Linked DNA regions of Mus musculus: region 2 is linked to region 1. A link is a loop called in an ENCODE intact Hi-C map of the cell type or tissue named here. Cell type or tissue: left cerebral cortex. All regions are shown on one strand. Each heading gives the region's core, and the rest is flanking DNA. Links, peaks and the distances in the headings are about the cores only.

Region 1 (11,093 bases), core at 1,926-9,925:
AAAAGTCCCCCATACCCCCCCCACTCCCCTACCCACCCACTCCCACTTCTTGACCCTGGCGTTCCCCTGTACTGAGGCATATAAAGTTTGCAAGACCAAGGGGCAATAGCTCAATTCTTAAACACCTCAGGCTTCTATCACATAGCACTGAGCTCCTGCCTCTAACAAATGCATTACGCCTGAGTTCTGGAGGCTGGAAGGCCACAATTCAGGTTCTGCAGAGCTGACTTCTGCTGAGACCGATGATTGCTTGCAGCTGAGCATCCTTTTCATCATGGCATTTGTTTTACTGTCATTTGTCCCTCATACTCCTCCTCCCCTCGCTGGTTCCCTCTCCCCCAAAACAGCCCTTCCCTCCTCCTTTGTTGTTTTGTTTTGTTTTTCAAGACCGGGGTCATGGGGGGAGGTGTTTCTGTGGAACACTCCTGGCTCTCCTGGAACTCACTCTGTAGACCAGGCTGGCCCAGAACTTACAGAGATCTGCCTGCCTCTGCCTCCCAAGTGCTGGGATTAAAGGCATGAGCTAACACTGCTCGGCCCCTTCTGCTTTTATGTCACATGTATTCCATCACTCTCCGTCCTTTTGGGTCACACCTCCTCTCAATCCTTTTTCTTGTCACACACACACACACACACACACACACACACACACACACACACACACACACGAATCTGAATTCTGCATATGAGGGAAACTATGGTGTTTGACTTTCTGGATCAGGCTTACTTTGTCTAAACGTAATGGTCTCCAGTTCCGTCCACTTCTGTGCACCTTCATTACACATGCCGCAGCTGAGTAAAATTCCGAATTCCGTCATGTGTATTTACCAGGTTTTGCTGGTACCCATTCATCTGTTGATTCCTAGACTGCTTCTGTATCCTAGCTGCTGTGAGTAGCCCAGCAGTGAGCACGGACGTGCCATTATTTTTGTGGTATAAAGGATGGAATGCTTTGTGGGTTTGCACGTCACTCTTGCACAGAGTCACACTAGCCTCTCTCTCACTCCGATTTGTGCTGTGTGAGAGAGGTGTCTTTAATAAAGACTTACAAAAAAAAATAAGGACCTCAACTTCACACTTTTGCTTGATCTCATCTCTTTAATAGCCCTACCTCCAAACAAAGTCACGTTGTGACTGTTTGAATATAGATGCTGGGGAGACCCCACCTCAGCCCATAATAGAAGCCTGCATAGAAAGACTAATGGGGATACATCAAAGACACATGCGGGCACATCTTAATCTGGCCTCCATTGACCAAACATAGGGTGACTCTAGTATCAACAGGAATAGTAAGTATACTTTATATAATATAATACTAACTTTTAAAACTACATCTATTTAATTGAACAGAACTCTTGTTGAAATAAGCAGCAGGAGGAAGCTGATGAGGCAGTTTCATAACGTTAGTGTGGAGTGGTTCCTCGGGTTGGAAGAGCAACCAGAGACACAGGGTCAGCTGGTGAATCTTTCCTACATTCTCCAGGTTTCTGTAAAAGCTGTCACTAAACTCTGAGATGAGATGGGACTGTTGGGCTGGCAAGATGCCCCAGAGCATAAGAGTGCTCTGCGGTGCAAGCTTGAAGACTAGAGTTTGATCCCTGGAAGCCATGAAAAGTGGGAGGAGAGACCTGAGTCCACAGAATTGTCCTATGGCCTCCACACACATGCTGTGGCACTGACCAAAACCAACCCGGAGAGGAAACGACTTACTACATCCCATAGGCACGAGCTCAAGCAGGAACCACAGAGGGTCACTACTATAGCTTGTTTGCTTTTATAATCTTGGACTTTCTGCCCAGGTGTGGCACTCCTGGCACCAATCATTAATTGAGGAAATGCCTCACAGCCAGGCTCACAAACCAACCCGACAGAATCAAATTCTCAGCTGAGATTCCCTCTTTCCAGGTGACTCTTCGTGCCAAGTTGACAAAAGCTAACCAGCACACATCGATAATACATTCTAAAGTTTTTTTTTTTAAACAAAACAAAACAAAAGAAAACAAAACCAAAAACCACAGGGCTGTCTAAGACACAGCTCATGCTTCACCTGGGCTGAGTTTTGATTTCTTTCACACACACTGGGCAGCCATAGAAACAGAAATCTAACAACAGTCATCTTGGCATCTCCAAAGTTGTTCTCACAGTTTCCCTGTTGGTACAAGCAACAGAAAAAGGGAAGAAGCTGTGGGGTTGATAAATAAGGAAGCCAAGACCCATTTCTTTCCATAATGTGATTTATTAGAGAGAAAACCTCACAACCACTAGGGACCATGATCAGGCCTTGGGGTAGGACAGCATTAGGAAAGAAAGCTTTAAAGTGGAAGAGTAGAAAAGATCTCCCTCATGAAATCGTGGATGGGGAGAACTGGAGCAGACAATACCTCCACGGAAATCCCTCAAATAAAGGAGATTCTCTGACTTTTAGTTTGGGAGAGTTGGCATGACATTCTACATCGTATTATTTAATCTGACTTGGCTTACATGCCAAGGAGCCAGGTACTGGGTAGAACCATAAATTTACCTTGCAGATATGGGCGTGGGAGGGGGTTAGGTTGGCTTGCTTCCAGCTCGTCTGCTGTGTGCTCTAACCTCCACAGCAGGCATTTATCAGCTGCAGCCAGAATTCTGGGAATTCTTGGGAAGGGGCAGGGAAGGGACACAGTTAGCTGGTCTGTAATCTAACACCTACCATTTGGCTATGAAACTAAGATAAAAGGGACAGCATGAGAGGAGTGTGACTAATGGCTCTAGAACTCAACCCTGGCTGTCTTTTGACTGCTGCCATGTTTTCTTCATAATAGTCATTTCTTATCGGTTAGTGACTAAAGTTACTATTTCTTCTTCTTCTTCTTCTTCTTCTTCTTCTTCTTCTTCTTCTTCTTCTTCTTCTTCTTCTTCTTCTTCTTCTTCCTTTAAATTAAAAGGTGGGAACTATGCCATTGGAAATGATTGGCAGCCAAAATTTCCCTTTCTATTTCTTCCACTGGTGGTAAACGATGTGGGGAGAGAAGCAAAGATCTGATATGGAGGCAAATGTGATTCAGTTCTAGGGATCAAAACAATACAGGAAGATTAAATGTGGAGTCGTACAAGGGAAGAGATACACTTGTGTATAAAGCAAAGTGCATGACACTATAATAAAAGAGCTGTGTCAAAGACATGGGGGATGGAAGAAGATGACTTCCACTGGCCAAATTCAGACAAATTTGGATAGTAACAGGAACTATTATGATAATGAAATAATAATGCTCAATTTTAAAACTTAATTCATTTCCCCTCCCCCTCCCCCCAGCCTCAGCACCCCCACCCCCACCTATGAATTAAGTTTTAAGATGTGAACAGAACACTATACTATGGTGGTTAGTGTTAACTGTGAAGCTGACAAAATCTAGAATCGCCTGAGTTGGGCCTCTGAGTATGCCTGTGACAATAGTGTTTTTTTCATGTGATTTTTATTATGAACATGTAGCGTGTGTCTTTATTAGCAATGACCTTTCTTTAGATAAGCACGCCGTGATCATCCATAAGGTTTCTGCTTCTGACACACTTGTTATTAAATTGGTTATTTGACACAACCACATGGTGAGTTCCAGGATGACTCATAAACCTGCTTTTGATAATTTTATTATAAACAAAAATGTTTATATTTGGTTTTTATTGAATTGAGCTTATCTATATCAAATTCCCCTTTTAGAAAAATGACTGCATAGCTAACTGCTACTCTGGCAACAGGCATCCATGTGGTACACAGACATATATGCAAAATATCATAAAATGCACTTTTTACATGAAAAATATTCAAGACAGCATGTTACTACCTGAGAGTTACAGTATTCTATGTTGTTAACAGGATGCTTTACAAACTGTTAAACTGTCACTGAACTAACATTTAGTCTCAGTGAATACAGTGTGGCCAATGACCACCTAGTGATTTCGAATTCAGGACCACCACTCTCAGGAGGAGAAGCCAAATGTAACTCAGACAGGAATTTGGTCTCTTAGATACCCCAGCACAGTCTCTCTCTCTCTCTCTCTCTCTCACACACACACACACAACAGGGTTTCTCTGTATATCCCTGGCTGTCCTGGAACTCACTTTAGACCAGGCTGGCCTCGAACTCAGAAATCTGCCTCCCAAGTGTCTGCCTTCCAAGTGCTGGCCAAGAGCCTGGCTCTCTCTCTTCCTTCCTTCCTTTCTTTCAAAGATTTATTTATTTATTATATGTAAGTACACTGTAGCTGTCTTCAGACACACCAGAAGAGGGCATCAGATCTCATTACGGGTGGTTGTGAGCCACCATGTGGTTGCTGGGATTTGAACTTCGGACCTTCGGAAGAGCAGTCGGGTGCTCTTACCCACTGAGCCATCTCACCAGCCCTCTTCCTTTCTTTCTTAAAGATATATCTATCTATCTATTTATCTAATGTATAGGAGTACACTGTAGCTGTCTTCAGACACACCAGAAGAGGGTATCAGATCCCATTTTAGATGGTTGTGAGCCACCTTGTGGTTCCTGGGAACTGAACTCAGGACACCTCTGGAAGAGCAGTCAATGCTCTTAACCAGTCCTGTTCTAAATTAAGAAATAATAACCAATTATAGCCAATTGGTTAAAACATAATAAATTGCTTTAAAAAGAATTTGAAGAGCCGTTTCAGGAATTTTCTGTTTGATCATGCATTGTGATTATGTAGGAAAATGTTCTGAGGATGTGCATAATAGCATTTGGGATAAAGAATCTAGAAGTAATTGTAAGAGGGAAAACGCTAATGAGCTGGAGAAAGGCTACACTGACACTTTCTGTGTTGTTCTTTAAACTTTCCTGCCGATATAAATAATTTCTCCTAAAAACATCGAAGGAGCAGCGGAATGATGCTCAAAGCTGGGACGCAAGTTCTAACCTGCTACGCAAACTAAACCCAGAAGAGCGTGGAAACACCTTTCAAAACTACCGCTTCCGCCCTGCCCGTCGGCTCTTCCCGATAGGCTGGCGCCATCCCGGGGCCCCGCCCACGGCTCCCAGAAGCCCGTGCGCGCCCAGAAGCTCGTGCGCGCCCAGCAGTTCCGCCTCTTCCTGCCTGAGGTGAGCTGCCATCATGGAGACCGAACCTCCTCCTCTGGAAGAGCGGCGTCGGCTCCAGGAGGAGCTGAGCGAGTTTGTGGAGAGCTGCTGCCGGACGCTGGAGGAGGTGACGGCGTCCCTGGGATGGAGCCTGGATCAGCTGGACCCCGGGGACGAGGCGGAGGCCGAGGTGAGGGGCGAGGTTGCCCGGCCTTTCCCGGGCCGCTGACTTCTCGCCGTGGGAAAGGCGCCCGGGGAGCCCACTTCTCTCCATCCCGGTGCGATGCAGGGGAGGACAGGGCTCGTCCGGTGCATATCCCGGGGGCGCTGCTGCTGAGGTTGGCGATTTGCTTCGTCATGATATAAGGATTCTGCATTGCGTTAGATTCAGTGTTCACTTTTCTCTATCTTAAACCCGGACGCTTCCCACTCGGACAGGACCGATTGTGGGACGATTAAAGGGCGCCACCAAGGAATGGTAGCTAGTAGCGGACCCCTAAGGAGTGTATTAGAGTGAATTATCCTGACTTATTTAATAGGTGCAGGATAGAGGGAATTTGCGTTGCGCGGTGATTTCTTATACCCTCTTCATTTACTATGATGCAGTAACAAGGTTTAAGTCATATGTCGATGGAAATATTTAAGATATATGCAATTTACGTACAAGCTAATCACCATTGTCTTAAAATTGAAGTGGAAATTGGAAAGAAAAAAAACCCTTCATTGTACCTTTACAAGTATATTTGGAGTTGTGAATTAACCAATATAGTTCATGGCTTAAAGCCTAGTAACGATGCTGTAAAAATGGATTTGGGGGACAACTGAAAAAGTTTGAGGTATGAATTGATAATTTTATGAAATTTCCAGACCATTGAGAATGGAGGGCCCCACCACTCCTTCATTTATTATCGAGATATTAGACAACATCGTGATATTAACACTTAACACGTTCTAAATGGCACTGCGTTACTTCATTTAAAATTCGTATCCCAAGGAGGCTAGAATAATTGGCAGCATTTTACAAATGAAGAAACAAAAACATCCCAGTGGGATTGGCAACTGGGACTTGCAGGCCTTCTGATTTCTGAGGTGTATTTTGCTTAACCGCTATATGAAAGTCCATTGTAAAACTCCCAGATTATCCAGTAAACCGTGAAGTACATGATTATCTGATACTCACTGTTGTAACTGGCTTAAAAAATCTGGTAAATGACATTGATAGTTTTGAGACTAGTCCAGATAATTAATCAATTTCCATGTTTCATGTGCACTTGTAGAGTTTGTCATGGTAACAGTGGGGGGAGGGGTAAAGAAATGACAGCTGTTATTGTGTGGCAAAGTCTGTAATGGGGGGAGTTGAAATTTTTGTAGTACTGGTTATTATAGACTATGATGGGTCAGAAAAAGCATCTAGAAAAGTATATTCTTTAAAATCTGCGTGGGGCTAGGCTAGAGAGATGGCTCAGCGGTTAAGAGTGCTGGTTCCTCTTCCAGAGGTCCTGAGTTCAATCCCAGCAACCACATGATGGCTCATCAAACCCTATGGGATTTGATGCCCTCTTCTGGTGTGCAGGTATACAGGAAGAACACTCATATACATAAAATACCTAAATGAATAAGCCTTTAAAAAACTTATGGGGGCTGGTGAGATGGCTCAGTGGGTAATAGTACCCGACTGCTCTTCCGAAGGTCCAGAGTTCAAATCCCAGCAACCACATACATGGTGGCTCACAACCATCCGTAACAAGATCTGACGCCCTCTTCTGGAGTGTCTGAAGACAGCTACAATGTACTTACATATAATGAATAAACAAATCTTAAAAAAAAAAAACAAACTTATGGATATGTGTGGGGGTATGGCCTGGGTAATGGGTCCTCAACTTTTACCTTGTTTCGGGTCTCTTGTTGTCTTGATATTGCCATCATCATTCTAGCTGGCCTGTGAGCTTCTGGCTATTTTCCCTTCTATCTTCTATCTCTGTGGGAACAATGAAATTGCAGGTGCATATTAACCATACCCATTTTTTGCATGGGTTCTAAGGATTTGAACTCCAGTCCTTTTGCTTCTTTTACTGAGACATCTCCCCAGCCCTGACCAAAATAACAACAACAACAACAACAACAACTGAGTAGAATTAGTTAGGTCAAGCACAGAGAAAGCATCAGCAGACCTAGAAGTCCTGGCTTAGATGATAAGATTAGAGAGCCTCAAGTGCTTAAGGATGGTTAGAACATGAGGAGGAGAATTGCTTGTAGCCCCGCCTTTGCTCCATGATCTAAATGGGAAGTACAATGGTAGCAGGTAGGGGCTGTATAGGTTATAAGGAGCCTTATAAAGGCCCTTGTCAGGCACATTGGAGAATCTTGTTTTCTGTTTGTTTGCCTTTTTATGAAAAAACAATGGCAACAGGGGAGGCATAGACAGACTTTAAGTCAGGGAATATCCAAATTAAATTTGTGTTTTAATAAAATACCCACTAATATGTATTTAGTGCAGAGTACCAAGCCCTACTTCAAATGGTTTCTGTGTATAAACCCAGATATTTATATTTATTTAATCTTCATGATATCTTTGTGAGATAAGGGTCCATTGCTTCTTTTTTTAGAAAAAGAAAGTAGCTCAAGGAGAAGTTAGTTATATTACCTCTTATAGTTAGTAAATGGGAGAGCTGGGGTTTCCAAAATGGCTACATGGTGGAGAGTGTAGTAGAATGTAGTAGAGAGCAGCCATCCTGGAAGCAGAGATGGGGAGCAGTAAGATAGCTGTTGTAATCCAGAGAAGGAACAGTGACGTTCTGAATTGGTCAAGTGGCACTGGGGCTAGAGAGAACTCTGGGATTTCAAAGACCCTTAGGAGTTAAAATGTCAGGACTAGGTGGCTGCTTGGGTGTGGGTGGTTAGGGAAGAGGCAGGTTTTTCTTGAGCAGGTGACACCTTTCACTGAAACGGGAGAAGGCAAGTTTGAGTGCTAGGAGGCTTTTGTGGTGTTGTGATTAAAACACCCAGCCACAGCAAGGTAAGAAAGGAAGGTGTGATGATCAGTTTGACACAATGCAGAGTCACCTGGGAAGGGAGTCTCAGTAAGGCATTGTCTAGGTTGGCCTGTGGGGTCCTCCCCACCCCCAGAAGGGCTTTATTCACTGGGTTAACTAAGGTGGGAAAATTCACTTTGAAGGTAGGCAGCACTATTTCATGGACTAGGCTCTGTTCTGAATTAGAAGAAAAAGGCAGAACACCAGCACTGCATGTCTTCCTTCTGTCTGCCCATAATTGTGGATGTGAATAGCTACTCCAAGGTTCTGCCACTCTGACTTCTCTGCAGAATTGCTTGTAACCTGGAATGATGAGCCAGATACACGTTCCTCTAAGTTGTTTTTGCAAGGTGTTTTATCACAGCAACAGACACAAAACTAAGAAGGCTTACAGTTTAAGGTAAAGTCTATTATGATAGGGAAGTCAAAGCTATAGGAGTGTGAAGCCGTTGGTAACATTGCATCTGCAACCAAGAAGAGCAATGAGTCTTTGTGCTCAGCTCATTTTCACCTTTTATACAGTTTAGGAACCTGGTCTAGGGAATAGTTCCACCCACAATCTTCAACCTCAATTAACCTAGTCAAGATGATTCTCCATAGACCTAAGCCCAGAGGCCCACCTTCTAGGTGATTCTAGATTTTATTAACTTGACAGCTAAGATTAACCATCACATAGACCATGAATATATTGAATTTATTTTTGTTTATGTTGGACTTTTAGTATAAGGTACTTAATAATAATATAAAGATTAAAGAAAATTAACTGTGTGTGTATGGTGTGGGGGTCTGTCAGGGCAGTTGTGTGGAATCTGTTTCTCTCTCCTCTTTCCCTGTGTGGGTTCCAGGAGTTGAGCTTAGGCCATCAGACGTTCTTGTTGAGTGCCTTGCCCACTGAGCCACTTGTGGTTCCTAGTGTAAGGATCTAAGGAGAGAAACATTGGCCTGATGAGATAGATTCAGGAAATTGAGAGCTGAAGGCAGAGTATTGCTAGGAAGTGTAGTGTTGAATGACAAGAGGTTAATGATTAGACTTAATGAAGTACAGACTGCAGGAGACCAAAGAAGAACCAGACAGGTAGAAAGACAGAACCATTTATCAAGAGCTAGATGCAGCGAATGGCTGTAATCCCAGCACTCCAGAGGATGAGTTAGGATTGCCATCAATTCAAAGCCAGCCTGGGCAACATAGTAGGAGCCTGTCTCTAAACGAGCAAGCAAAACAAAGTCTGCGAAGGTGGCTCAGTTGATAAAAGTGCTTACTTCGGAAGCATGAGATTTCCTCAGAACCAGTATAAACCAGGAACAGCAGTAAAAACATCTGTGACCTCAGTACTGGGGAAGTGGGGGATTTGCTGGCTACCTGGTAGAGTGACTGAGAAAGACCCTTGATGTTGGTCTCTGGCTTCCACATGCTCATTGACACACGATCCCTACACACATATGCCTATGCTCAACAGTGCGAGTGAGCGAGTGAGAGAGAGAGAGAGAGAGAGAGAGAGAGCGAGCGAGCGTGAGAATGTGAGAATGAGAGAGAGAGAAGATACCAAGCTGACAGCACAGCTTTGGATAATAGACCATGACTAGGAACTCTAAGACAACAAGTATGACATGTTCTTTGGCATCAGTGGCAGTAAGGTTGCTGGTGGCTAGTGCCAGTGAGGTACTTGTGGCAGAGGTGAGGAATGGCTATTTGTGAGGCTGTGGAGATAGTGAATGCTAAACTTTGAAGGGCTGTAGAGAGGACAGAGGCTTTAGAAAGACGCATTGAGAGAACTCCCTCTCTTCCTTCCCTCCCTCCCTCCCTTTCTTATTAATACAAACACCCACATGGGATTGAGGCCCACAGAAGAGGAAGTACTAGGCTGTTGTTTAAATGCTATTTTCCCCCTTCTGTTAATTTTTACAGGATGAAATCGCCATATGTCCTTATGATTCCAATCATCGCATGCCCAAATCATCACTAACAAAGCACATGGAATCTTGCAGATTGAGGAAACTGGGATATACCAAAGAGGAAGAGGTAGCATTTGTTTATTATATACTGTCAAGAAATTCATTCATTAGTAAGTCAGGAGAGTGTATTGTGAGCCCTTGTAGAGTAGATGGTATTGTGTTTAACATCACAAATTGTTATTTATTTAAATAGTGGTATTATTTATCTCAAATCTTAAAACAGCCAACTGTGCAATCCTTAACAATATTAATTGAAATTTGTTTTTGTTTTTTTACTATCTAGAATGAAATGTACAATCCTACTTTTTTCTATGAAAATTTGAAGATTCCTTCAGTTACTTTGAGTAAGTATATTAGATTATAATTGAAATAGCCTAGTTTTATATTTTTCTTTTTAAATTAGCAAAAAAAAATGGATATTATAGACAGGCTTATGACCTTGAGTTCCTTAAGCTTAAGGAATTAAAACAGTAAAGATACTTCATGTGATATGAAAATGAACTGGGTTTATGTTAACTGGGAGTAAAGATCCTGCAACATTTTGTATAGTGGGCCAGGATGGTGGGAAGGCAGAGGCAGGTAGATCTCTCTGAGTTCAAGACCAACTCTGTAGTGAGTAGGACCGCCAGAGTTGCAATAATAGATCCCATCTTACAAAAACATACAAACAAATTATACAGTAGAGTACATGCCTCCTTTCTTGGTTATAACAAAAATATAACTGAAGATACGAGGGAGGGTGGGATCACAGTCCATAGAGTGGACTGAAGATGAGGGAAGATGGAAATGTGTGCCAGCTATGTGCAGGATATGGCTAAAGCCTTGATGGACCTCAGGAAACAACATCCTGATTCCACTTAGATGGTTGTGTAACTTTTGACTGCCTGAGAGTCTTTATTAGTTTGTGTGGCCGTGGAGATTGAACCTAGATTTTCTAGTCTGCAAAAACTATGATATATTTAATATATTCCAAGTGGTGTCTGGGTTCTAATTGATTGTACTTATTAGTTTCTTCAATTTGTACCTGTCAGTCCTGAATGCCTCA
Region 2 (11,093 bases), core at 2,109-10,108, 170 kb before region 1:
TAAGAGACTTTCTGGATAATTCTTTTAAAATTTTATTTAGTTATTTGTGTGTGCTGAGGGACTTGTGCGATACTCACAGGACAGCTTGTAGGGGCTCGGTTCTCTTCTACTTCTTAGGCCTGGAGCCTGAAGCCAAGTCATCAGGCTTGGTGGCAGGTGGATGAATAACTCTTTAAGCATCTTTATATTTTAAAAAGATTTATTTATTTTATGTATATGAGTATACTGTTGCTGTCTTCAGACACACCAGAAGAGGGCATCAGATCCCATTACAGATGGTTGCGAGCCACCATGTGGTTGCTGGGAATTGAACTCAGCGCCTCTGGAAAAGCAGTCAGTGCTCTTATCCGCTGAGCCATCTCTCCAGCCCTTGAGTCTTTTTAAATATTGTCTGGAGATAAACTTTGAAACTGTAGTTTATCTTAGATCCCTAACATTAAACAAACTCGCTAGGAAACCTCTGTCAGTTTATACTCCAAACCACATGAATTTTTCATTATTTGTCCATTTTTAAAAAGATTTATTATGCATATGAGCACACCATTGCTCTCTTCAGATACATCAGAAGAGGGCATCAGATCCCATTACAGATGGTTGTGAGCCACCATGTGGTTGCTGGGAATTGACCTCTGGAAGAGCACTGAGTGCTCTTAACCGCTGAGCCATCTCTCCAGCCCTGTCCATTTTTTATATCAACTTAATATGGTACAACTTAATACATTTCTACACTCTTGCTATAGGGCTACAAGTGTCACCATTCTTGAAGATCCTGGCACATCATGATCTCTTACTTTCTGGGAAAGGACACTAGGACTTCTTAGGAAGACACAGGCTGGGTGCTGTCCGTGTCAGGCATGGCAGCTGGTCACCTTCAGAGGGACACAGTGGAAGACACGCTAGAGGAGGAGGCAGGCCCTTGTTTGGGGTCTCATCCTGCCTGTGACTAAGCTGGAACCATTCTCCTAGCTCCACGCCTGGAACTCTATGAGCAGAAAGGATCTCTTTTAGAACCCATCTGTAAAACTATTCCATCCTTTGCACACTAAGACTGAGAACAGCGGGGCTGAGAGATGGCTCAGTGGTTAAGAGCACTGACTCCTCTTCTGAAGATCCCGAGTTCAAATCCCAGCAACTACATGGTGGCTCATAACCATCTGTAATGAGATCTGACGCCCTCTTTTGGTGTGTCTGAAGGCAGCTATAGTGTACTCACATATAACAATAAATAAATCTTAAAAAAAAAAAGCGAAGAAAAAAAAAAAAGACTGAGAACACTGCATGCACTTTCCCTCTGCATCCACCAGAGATCCTTTATGATCCCTCGTAATTTTGAAAAATAAGTTGTTCATATGAGAGCAATCTGGACTATGTCTCCAAACTTACTACTGTAGATTGCACACCTGAAGCAGGTCTGAGGAGGAGAAGCTGGCTTCCATACAGAAGGGCGAGTCTGAGTAGGAGAAGTCTTGAGAGGGACCATTGACATTTATTGTTTCCGACTCTGACATACTTTCTAAAATTTCATGCAAGTATCCACTTCAAAATGTACAGGAACCAAAGATGAAGGCAATAACTTTCCTTTTTTGTTTTGCACTGCCAGGGATGATGACCAAAACGTGTGAAGAGTCCGTATTTCTAACCGCTAAGTGACAGAAGGCCTCTTTAAAACAAGCAAGCAAAAGAGAAAGACAATCTTTTAGTGTCAATCCATGTGTGCAAAGACTTTCCCTACTTTCCCTTTTCACAGTAAGAAGGCTAAGGAAGGGGCTGAAGAGATGGCTCGGAGGTTAAGAACACTGGCTGCTCTTTCAGAGGACCAGGGTTCAATTCCCAGCACCCAGATTGTAGTTCACAACAATTTATAACTCCAGTCCTGGGAGATATGACACCTTTTCTGGTCTTCTTGGGAACCGAATACATGTGTTATGCAGGCACACACATAAGAACTTCTTGAAAAATAAAGTTCACTACTCTAGATTTTAAAATGCCATTTTCCAACTTGGTATCACAGCAAATAGTGACTTGGCCAAAGTCAAGCCAATGTGTGTAGCTTCTATCTAATAATGTTCTGCAAAGCAAAGAAGTTCTACTATTTCCAAACTACTATCAGAAACTTTTTAGTTTTCACAAAATTTCTATTTATTGCTATTTCAACACACTAAGTCAAATCCAACATTGTACAGGTTTTCCTACCCCATACCTGTTGGGTTTAAATTTGTTTTGTTTTTAAGAGAGGGTCTTTCTCTGTAGCCTGGGCTGCCGTAAGTTCATGGCAATTCTCCTGCCTCAGCCTTCTGATTGCTGGAACTATGAGCTGCCCCCATGATATTCAGCCTCAGTTTCTGCTTTCATTTTGGTCTACCTTCATGACGTTAGACAAAAGTTGGAAACCTAGAGGCATGGTAGAAGTCCTAAATTATCTCCCATAGCTACTGTTATCCAACTCTGTCTGTTTTTCCCTTGTGTATTTGTCCATAATCCACGTGTTCATTCTAGCTCCTGTCCTCACTACTGATCTGTGTTTTGTTGTTGTTGTTTTTAAATATTATGTCTATGAGTACACTGTAGCTGTCTTCAGACACTCCAGAAGAGGGCGTCAGATCCCATTACAGATGGCTGTGAACCACCATGTGGTTGCTGGGAATTGAACTTAGGACCTCTGACAGAGCAGTCAATGCTCTTAAGCACTGAGCCATCTCTCCAGTCCTGATTTGTATTCTTATATTTTTGGTTGTGCACCTAGCTTTTAATGGCTGAGCTATCTATCGCTCCAGCCCCCTGATCTGTATTCTTATACACATCCATCAGGAGATAGGATATGTAGGTGTAGCCATAAAATCCAAATTCTTCTGTTTGTCCATGAGGCATTCAAACCCTACATCCACATCATTTACCCAGTACTACTCCGTACAAAGGGATGCTTTCTAACATCCCAGCCGTCTGACTGAGCCTGTGCCTCTCCTCGAACCTTCCAGAGTTGGCTTCCTGTTGCTATAACAAACAAACATAACCAAAACCAACTTGGAAGGGTTGTGGCTTCTACTTCTGGTTCACAGTTTATCACTGAGGGAACGCGGCAGAAACTCAAGTAGAACTGGAAAAGACCACTGCTTATTGGTTTGCTCATCTACCTTTTTAAAAACAACCCAGGCCCATCAACCCAGGAATGGCCCAGACCACAGTGGGCTGGACCCTCCAGCAACAATACATGATTAAGAAATTGCCCCACAGAAATGCCCACAGGGCAGTTTGATGGAGAGCCCCCAGATCGAGCTTTCCTTTCCCCATGTGACTCAAATAGTGTATGAAGCTGGCAAAAGCCAGCGCACCAACTGTCTAGCTTTACAGTCTCTGTGATGGTATATTTGCGTTGCTCTCTCATAAGTCACCACTGTCTACTGTTCAGTCTTAAGCTGCAAGGGTGTCACTAACTTTCCATATCCACATTGTAATTGTCCAGCAAGGAGTCTAGAGTTTCTCAATACTTCCTGCACACACACCAGTCCTGTTCCATGCCAGCTCTCTTCTTTCTTGGGCCTAATTTTCCTATTAGATGTAATTATGTATGTGCATGTATTTGTATGTCTGTGCATGTCTGTGCTTGTGATTCAAGGAGTCCTGGGAAGCCAGTGGTGTCCCCAGTGGTGTCCGAGCTGGAGTTACAGGAAGAGGGGGGTCACCTGACCTGAGCACTGGGAACCAGACTCCAGTCCTTTGTCTGAGCAGTATGCACTTTCCCAGCTGCACCCACATCTCTAGCCCCTGATTTTCCTATTTACAGTCTTCTCTTTTTACATCTAGTGGGATAGATTAGTTCATGGCTTTTAAAACTTTTCCTACTCACTATGTAAAGTTTACATGCACATAAAGTAGAATTACAAACAAAACACTTACTGATAATAAATTATACAGAAATTTATTTTAAAATTCTTTTGATATACATATAATTTTACTACCTGTTAAATAGGAAAGCAAATTTACATACTAATTAGATGTGTTTATCTGACATAATACCATCCAAAGATATACTATTTTAATATTTATCTGCTGAGAAATGGAACCAGGAAAACATTAGGTCTGCTTTCTGTAATGAAACGATTATTTCTGTAAGACCAGAAAACTGCAATGTACAGTAAAAAAAACTCTGCAGTTCATAATGAGAAGTCCAAAGCCTTGGGAATAAAATTTTCATTTCCTGGGAGGCACACTGGGTTCCCCAGGAGTTGCTGACAATGGGCCTTCAGTCAGATGGCCCTGACTTAGGGAGGCTAAGTCTGGAACTGCTGGAGGCCACCTAGCTGGAGGAGATAACAAGGCCAGAACAGAGCTGGTTTCCAAAATTCTTTGGTCTCAGCAATTACAATGAAACTAGGTTAACAACCAATCAGAATTGTACTAATGTTACTGCGTTGCCCCCCTATTGGAGGTTACCTAATCCTTCTGGAAAATTCTCTTAGCCCTCCATTAAAGGGGTCCATGAGCCCCTCAGGTGGTTGCCGTTTTGATAAATGGTTGGCCCCTGAATGCTGGTAATTTCTTCAGTAAACACTCTTCTTGCCTGTGCATCCTATTTGAGTCTGGGGTCTTCCTTCAGCTATTCTTGGACCCTAACAGGAACATATAAGTTTCAAATCTGAACAGAGGTATTTCAGGCAGTTTGCTGCTGTGAGTTGGTATAGTGGTGAGAACAGTGAAAGCTGTGTGAAGTTATCATGGGTGAATATTGCCCGAAATTTGTCAGATTCACCCCACCGTTTAAATTATGAATCAAGTTTTGGGTGTGGAGAATTTATCATGACTCTCCCCACCCCATTATGGGGCCATGATCTTTAGTTAAGAAACTCTGGTCTACACAGTTAAAACACAGGCTGAAAATACCCCCCATTCTAGTGGCATATTATCAGATTGTCTCAGTCTATCCTTAGTACCTGTCTGCCTGGATGACTTTGTTAGATTACTTATTTACTGAAGACGTTTTCAAATCGATGTCATCATTTGGTAAACTGTAAAAAACCAAGTAGGCTAAGGAAGCTAGGCAGGGCTGCTGGAGGACTCAACCTTGGGCTCACCTTTCCCGTCCTGCAAATAAACACTACCTGTTCGATGACAGGGATGTGTTAGTGCCTTAAATCACTTTCCAAACGCAAAATGTTTCTTTTCCATGGGCCTGTGACTTGCAACTACACTTTAAAAAATGTATGTGCCTGTTTAGTATACCCGTGCCATGTGTGTGTAGGATCCTCTGGAACCGGAATTATAGTAGTTGTGACTGGCCCAACCAGGTGCTGAACCAAGCCACCACCACCCAGGCTTGGTTAGCCATTCTACCTAAATCCATTGTTTGTTTGTTTGTTTTTTTTTTTCTTTTCTTTTTCTTCTTCTTCGAGGAAACAGGGTCTCTCTGTGTAGCCCCTCCTGTCAACAGGTTGGCCTCAAACTCAAGAGATCCGCCTGCCTCTGCCTCCCAAGGGATGGGATTAAAGGCGTGTGCCACCACCGCTCGGCTTGAGTTAAAACCGTTTGAAGATAATGAGGGCTTGTGAGATGGCTGAACAGGAAAAAGCGCGGACGACCAGAGTTCGGTTCCCGGAGCCCAAGGTGGAAGGAGTAAGCCCTCAAGTTATTCTCTGAACTTCACTCACGGAGCACGCATACACAAGCGCGCGCTAGATAATACTTAACATTTTAACATTTAATAAAGGCAGAAAGAGGTGTCACAAGAGTTCCTGCCAAACGCAAAAAAAAACCTTGAACTTCCCAACTTAAAAAAAAAAAAACAACAAAAACCAACCACTTGTATCATTGCATCTCAAAACAACGCACCAACGTTTCTAGAGAGCAAAAGTGTGCTCACTTCCATGATCCATCGAGCTTCTGTGACTCAGGCTAAGGATTCCGGGTTTCCTCCCGGCACACCGGCTCCGCGGGAGGGAGAACACCTTCCAACCGTCCCCACCGAGGGCACCAACTGGTGCGTCGCAGGGCGCTCGAACGCCCCAGTGTGACGTCCTCCGGACCGCACCTGGGTCCAGAGGAAGAAGGTCAGAGGACGCAAGTCTTCAGGAGCAGCCGGAGGAAAAAAAAAACAGGCTGACTTCCTATGACCGTAAACGCCATGGTGGAGCAAGAACGAAAGGCTGGGGAGCAACAAGAGCTACACATCCCACGCTACAAACAACGCACCACGCCCACTTCACATCGCGGATTGGTCTTTCCCGGCCACCGTCACGCGCATGCTCCCTGAGGGCACTAGGGTTTGGAGAGGCCCTGCTGGTGGCATACTTCCGGCGTTGCACTTCCGGCCTGTTGGTGGCCGCGTTTGCCGAAACCCTGTATCCTGACACCCCGGTGGCGCCTGGTCGTTGCCTTCTTGGGCCTGGCGGTTGCCGAGGGATTTGAGGGGCGGGAATCGCGGAGACGCGTTTGGATCCTCTAGGTGGGAAGCAGGCTCTTCCGATCGCGGCCTCAGGGGCGCCGAAGGCTCACACCCCTAGCCATGGACTGCAGTCTGGACAGGATGGCTTCGGTGGTCCCCGGGCAATTTGACGACGCGGATTCCTCAGACAGGTAGGCGGCCGGTGGTGACACAGGGACTCCTCCGATTCCGCCAGCTCCACATTGGGCTCGGGGAGCTGACAGCTGACGGCTTTGGATTTTTCTCGGGGTGAGCAGCTTGTGAAAGCTACCTACCTGTCAGTGGGTCCCGGGACGTTTAGCAGAGAAGCAAGAGTTGGGGACCACTGAGGAAGGTGGGCCTTTTTTTTTTCCTTTCTTTTCTTCATACAGGCTTCCATACACAGTGAGCAAAAGTTTTACCTCTGCGAGTATGATGAACAAGACAAATCAAGTCACTACTGTCTTTTTGGAAAGGAGGGCAAACCAAGAGGCTAGCACCTACAGCGTAGCGGAGAGAATTGAGGCAAAAAAGGGAGGCCAGCCAGGTCGAGCCTTCCAAGTGACTGTGAGGAGTTAAGATCCTGTTCAGGTCTTACAGGCCAGAGGAGGGCTTTTGCAGCGACAGAGCATCCGTCATTTGATTTATGAATTAAAGGAACTGGTGAGTCATGTAGAAGATGTTCGTAGAGAGGAGTGGAGCAGAGAATCAGTAAATAAATAAATAACCAGCTTCAAACCGGATGGCTCCTAGAGCTGCTGTCGTAGAACGACTTCGAGGTAGCAGTGTTGAGGTTTTGTGGTGAAATTGGATGTGAGGTCCAAAAGCAAGCAGTGACGGAAAACTTCCCGTTCAAAAGAAAAGAGAATTTACACATAGCCATTTTGAAACAACAAAGAGTTTTGCGTACCTTATAGTCAGGAAGATTTTATTCATCAATTGTGAGCGGTTGTGATAAGTATATATATTGACCACTCTGTGTGTCAGATCGAGTGGTAGGGAAATATTGGTGACTACCGTTTTGATTGCCACAGGGGTTGGCCTCTGCTAGGGGAGATAGATATTCACACGAGGTAAATTATTTGAATTAAAATTGGTGAATAGTACAAAGGAAAAAAATGAGTGATCAATAACATATGGTAAATAGAGGGTAAGTAGGGCTTAGCCGGAGATGTTGGAGATTTCCAGCCTTCCACTGAGGAATGGGCACATCATCTCAGAGAAATCCTTACGGAAGCGTTTAAGTGGGAAGAAGGGACAAGCTTACTTTGCCCACAGGCCCCATACACGCAGGATATTGTGAGACTGCACCCATGGTCCTCTGCTGGATCTGATTTTGCCATTGCACCAATCCAGAGACATTTTTATATGTCACACCTGGGCTGAGACACTAGTGGTATCTGGTAGGTAGTTCCGCATAAGACAACCTCACAGCAGAGGATTGACTAGTTGAGAGCATTCACATAGTTGTGCCTTTAACATACCTGTCTAGATTATTAGATTTGTAAGTGAAGAGTAATTTATGTATGATACTTATGAAGCCCTAGTAAACTGCAGCTATCAAATGATAGTCTCCTTCCTACTCATGCCCGTGGGCATTTAAAGCCCTGTGGGCTGTAGCCAATTAATAAATTGGAGTTGACGACTGAACTTATTTAAGACCCATTGGGGGCCAGGTGTGGTGGTACAGCGTCTTTAATCCCAGCACTCTAGAAGCAGAAGCATCTGATATTGATGATTTCAAGGTCAGCTCTAGCTTCATAGTGTCTTCAGGGCAGCCAGACCCAACAGGGAGCTCTGTCTCAAACAAGACTAAACAACAAAGGGGAAGGGGGTGGGAGAGGCGGGGCGGCCTGAGGTGCTGGGGATTAGGTCTGTGGCAGAGTGATTACCTAGAGAGGGAAAGGCTCTGGGTCCTCAGAACTAGAAGAAAAAAAAATGGCTCTTTTTATGGTCAGGTGAGGTACACACATCTTTAATCTTAGCACCTGGGACACAGAGGCAGGAAAGGTCAAAGCTAGCAACACTGAATTGAATTTTATTGAATTTGGTGGTAAATATGTTTTGTTTGGAATGTACAATGTTTTAAAAAAAATTGAACCTGGCAATTATGTGAAAAAAATTACATAAATATTGAGTGTTTTAGCTTCTTGAAAAACTAGGAAGATCAGTAACAACAGGGTCTGCATCTTTTGTGAACCTCTCCTCCCTTTGGCTGTACTTTTGTCTCTCTAGACCACTTCTCTTGATAGTCCCCCCTTGTTGTCCTATACTTGGCCCACTTCACTGTGTAGTCTTGGGCCTCTCCATCACTGCTTCCTTTTATAAATAAAGGTGATTTGGAGTTATTTGTGTCTTAGGAGTGTCTTGCTACGGCTCCTGGTATTACAGAGAGTTAAGGAAAGGCAAATTTTGATACACACACCCCTGAAAGTAGGTGTATGAATGATTTGACTAGAGTCTGGTCTTGTGCACTAGTCAGAGTCAGTTCATTTACCCAAGATGATAGTGTAAATTCTAACTTGACTTAAGGCAAAAGCAAAGCCAACACCCACTGACGGTACACGGACGTGGAGAATAAAGCATTGCTGCAGATGAGGAGACAGAGAACTTGATGTTAAGAAGACGGAGCAGATTGGGGAACGTAAGGTGTGTATGTGTGTGTTTTTCCCTTTGGAGGATGGATAAACATGCCAGAACATTCTTGTTCCTAGTGAAAACAAAGAACTGCAGCCAATCCATGCAGAAGATGGCGGCGTTCTACTTAAAAGCCTCCAGAATGCTGCAGCAGAGGTGAAGGGCGACGCTGAGACCGATGAGGAAGACGACTATGATGATGATGATGATTGGTACTTGGACGATGCAACTGGAAAACTCACCAAGGGTTGTACCTGGAATGGCGGCAGTAACTATCAGGTGTGTAAGGAATTCTGTAAATCTGTGTTATCTGCTTGTCTGTGTTCCAGTGTGTGTGTGGGGGGAGAGGGGGACAGGCCGGGTGTCTTCCTCAACAGTTCTCCACTTCATCTTTTCTTTATGTGTGTGGATGTGTCTGTGTGAGTGTATACACATGTGTGTGCACATACCTGTGCGCATGTGGGGAAGGCAGAAGTGGATACCAAGTCCCTCCCTTGGAGCTGGAGTTACAGATAAATAACTAAACAGGGATCCACAACATCTAAGCAGGTTCTTATGTGTGTGCTGGGATCCAGTTCCAGTCCTGACATCACTGAGCCTGAAGCTCACTGTTTAGCCAGCCACTGGCTCATGTCTTCCAGACACCCTTCTCTCTCTCATCTGCCCCAGTGCTGGGATCACAGATGTTTGCCACTGAGTTTGCCTTTTTATGTGGGTGCTGAGGACTGAACTTAGTTCTCAGACTTGAATGAGAATAATTTATGGGCTGAGCCATCTTTCCAGGCCATGTAGTTTTTTAAAAAGGCTTTGTGATTCTGTAGGATATATTGTCTTAGAGCCCTGGCTTTTACTGATTTTTTTTCTTTCTTTGTGCTTTTCATATTTCTCATAATTTCTTGTATTTGGATTCTTTCAATAATCAGTAAATGTTAATAGTTACTGAAGTGTCATAAGATGAATGAACTTAAAAATATACAAAGGAAAAGCCACAACTAAACTATTAACTGTAGACCATTTATGGAACAGAAATGGGGCTGGGAATGTAGCTCAATAGTAAAGCATTTGGCTGGCGTACAAAAGATTCTGGGGTCTGTTCCTGGCTTCCCAGCACAGCAGGGGGAAAAATATTGAAACTCATTGGTAACTAGAGAAGTGTAGCTGAGCTGGTGGTACAGTACTGTAGCCCCAGCTACCTGTGAAGAAGAGGTTTAGAAGGATCCCAAGTTCAAGGCCAGCCTGGAATACAAAGTAAGTTTTGGTAACTCCTATACTAAGTCACTGGTGAGACTGGATAATTTCATCATGGACTGTGTTACACTGTATATATATATATAGTACTGTTGGCTACTGTAACTGTTTGTTCCTGGTGATTATAATAATTGGGCACACAGTGCATTTGTGGAGCACTTGCCTACCATGTATCCTAGGAGTCCAGTCAGTCAGTCTGGCATGGATGTGATACGGTCTGACTTTTACCTATTGTGGTGCTAAGAGTCAAACCCAAGGCCTTTACATACTAGGCAAGTACTACTGCTCTGTATCTCAAAGCCAAGTTATTTTAAAAGTTAAAGAGGCTGAGGAGATAGCTCAGTGGGTTAGAGCACATGTTGCTCTTGCTAAGGACCTGGGTTCAATTCCCACCACCTCCATGGCAGCTCACTATCATCTGTAACTCCAGTTGCATGGGATCCAATGCTCTCTTATGGCATCTATGGGCACTAGACACCATGTGGTGCACATCCATTCATGCAGGCAAAACCTTCATAAAATAAATTCAGATAACTAATTCTAAAACAAAGTTCATGTTAAATTTAGTAGAAAATCTCTTTAAGTTCTTTACAGATAAGATAACCAAGCCTCAGAGTTTCATGCAAGAGGGAATCAGCAATTGTTTTGTACTAGTTTAAACACTTTTTTTCTCCTCCCTGAGACAGGGTTTTCCTGTGTATGTCTGTGCTACCCTGAAACTCAATCCATAGACCAGGCTAGTCTTGAACTCAGCGATTTACCTGTCTCTGTTGGGATTGAAGGCATGTACCAATACCACCTGGCTAAGCGCCTG

Evidence for each region. Peaks named below come from ENCODE experiments on the same cell type or tissue, not always from the same donor. Only the 100,000 strongest peaks of a DNase experiment are listed, where the experiment ranks them.
Region 2: it touches region 1 in a loop (2.9-fold over the local background); 3 of 42 quality-filtered maps call a loop at or near these places.

What each region holds. Positions count from the first base shown.
Region 1 is chr13:38,199,876-38,210,968 of GRCm38, forward strand. Snrnp48 (small nuclear ribonucleoprotein 48 (U11/U12)) reads left to right here and starts at 5,064. Exons shown (of 9, transcript NM_026382.2): 1 at 5,064-5,253; 2 at 10,002-10,115; 3 at 10,332-10,392. The coding sequence starts at 5,098. In left cerebral cortex, for the core only: a CTCF peak has its summit at 6,618 (motif pointing left); DNase peaks (open chromatin) are centred at 5,029 and 5,342; H3K4me3 peaks cover 1,646 bases; H3K27ac peaks cover 596 bases.
Region 2 is chr13:38,030,965-38,042,057 of GRCm38, forward strand. It overlaps Cage1 (cancer antigen 1), which reads right to left and starts at 5,973. Exons shown (of 13, transcript NM_027724.2): 1 at 5,855-5,973; 2 at 1,401-1,660. The coding sequence starts at 1,508. It overlaps Riok1 (RIO kinase 1), which reads left to right and starts at 6,025. Exons shown (of 17, transcript NM_024242.3): 1 at 6,025-6,567; 2 at 9,109-9,310. The coding sequence starts at 6,497. In left cerebral cortex, for the core only: a CTCF peak has its summit at 6,315; a DNase peak (open chromatin) is centred at 6,219; H3K4me3 peaks cover 2,269 bases; H3K27ac peaks cover 1,205 bases.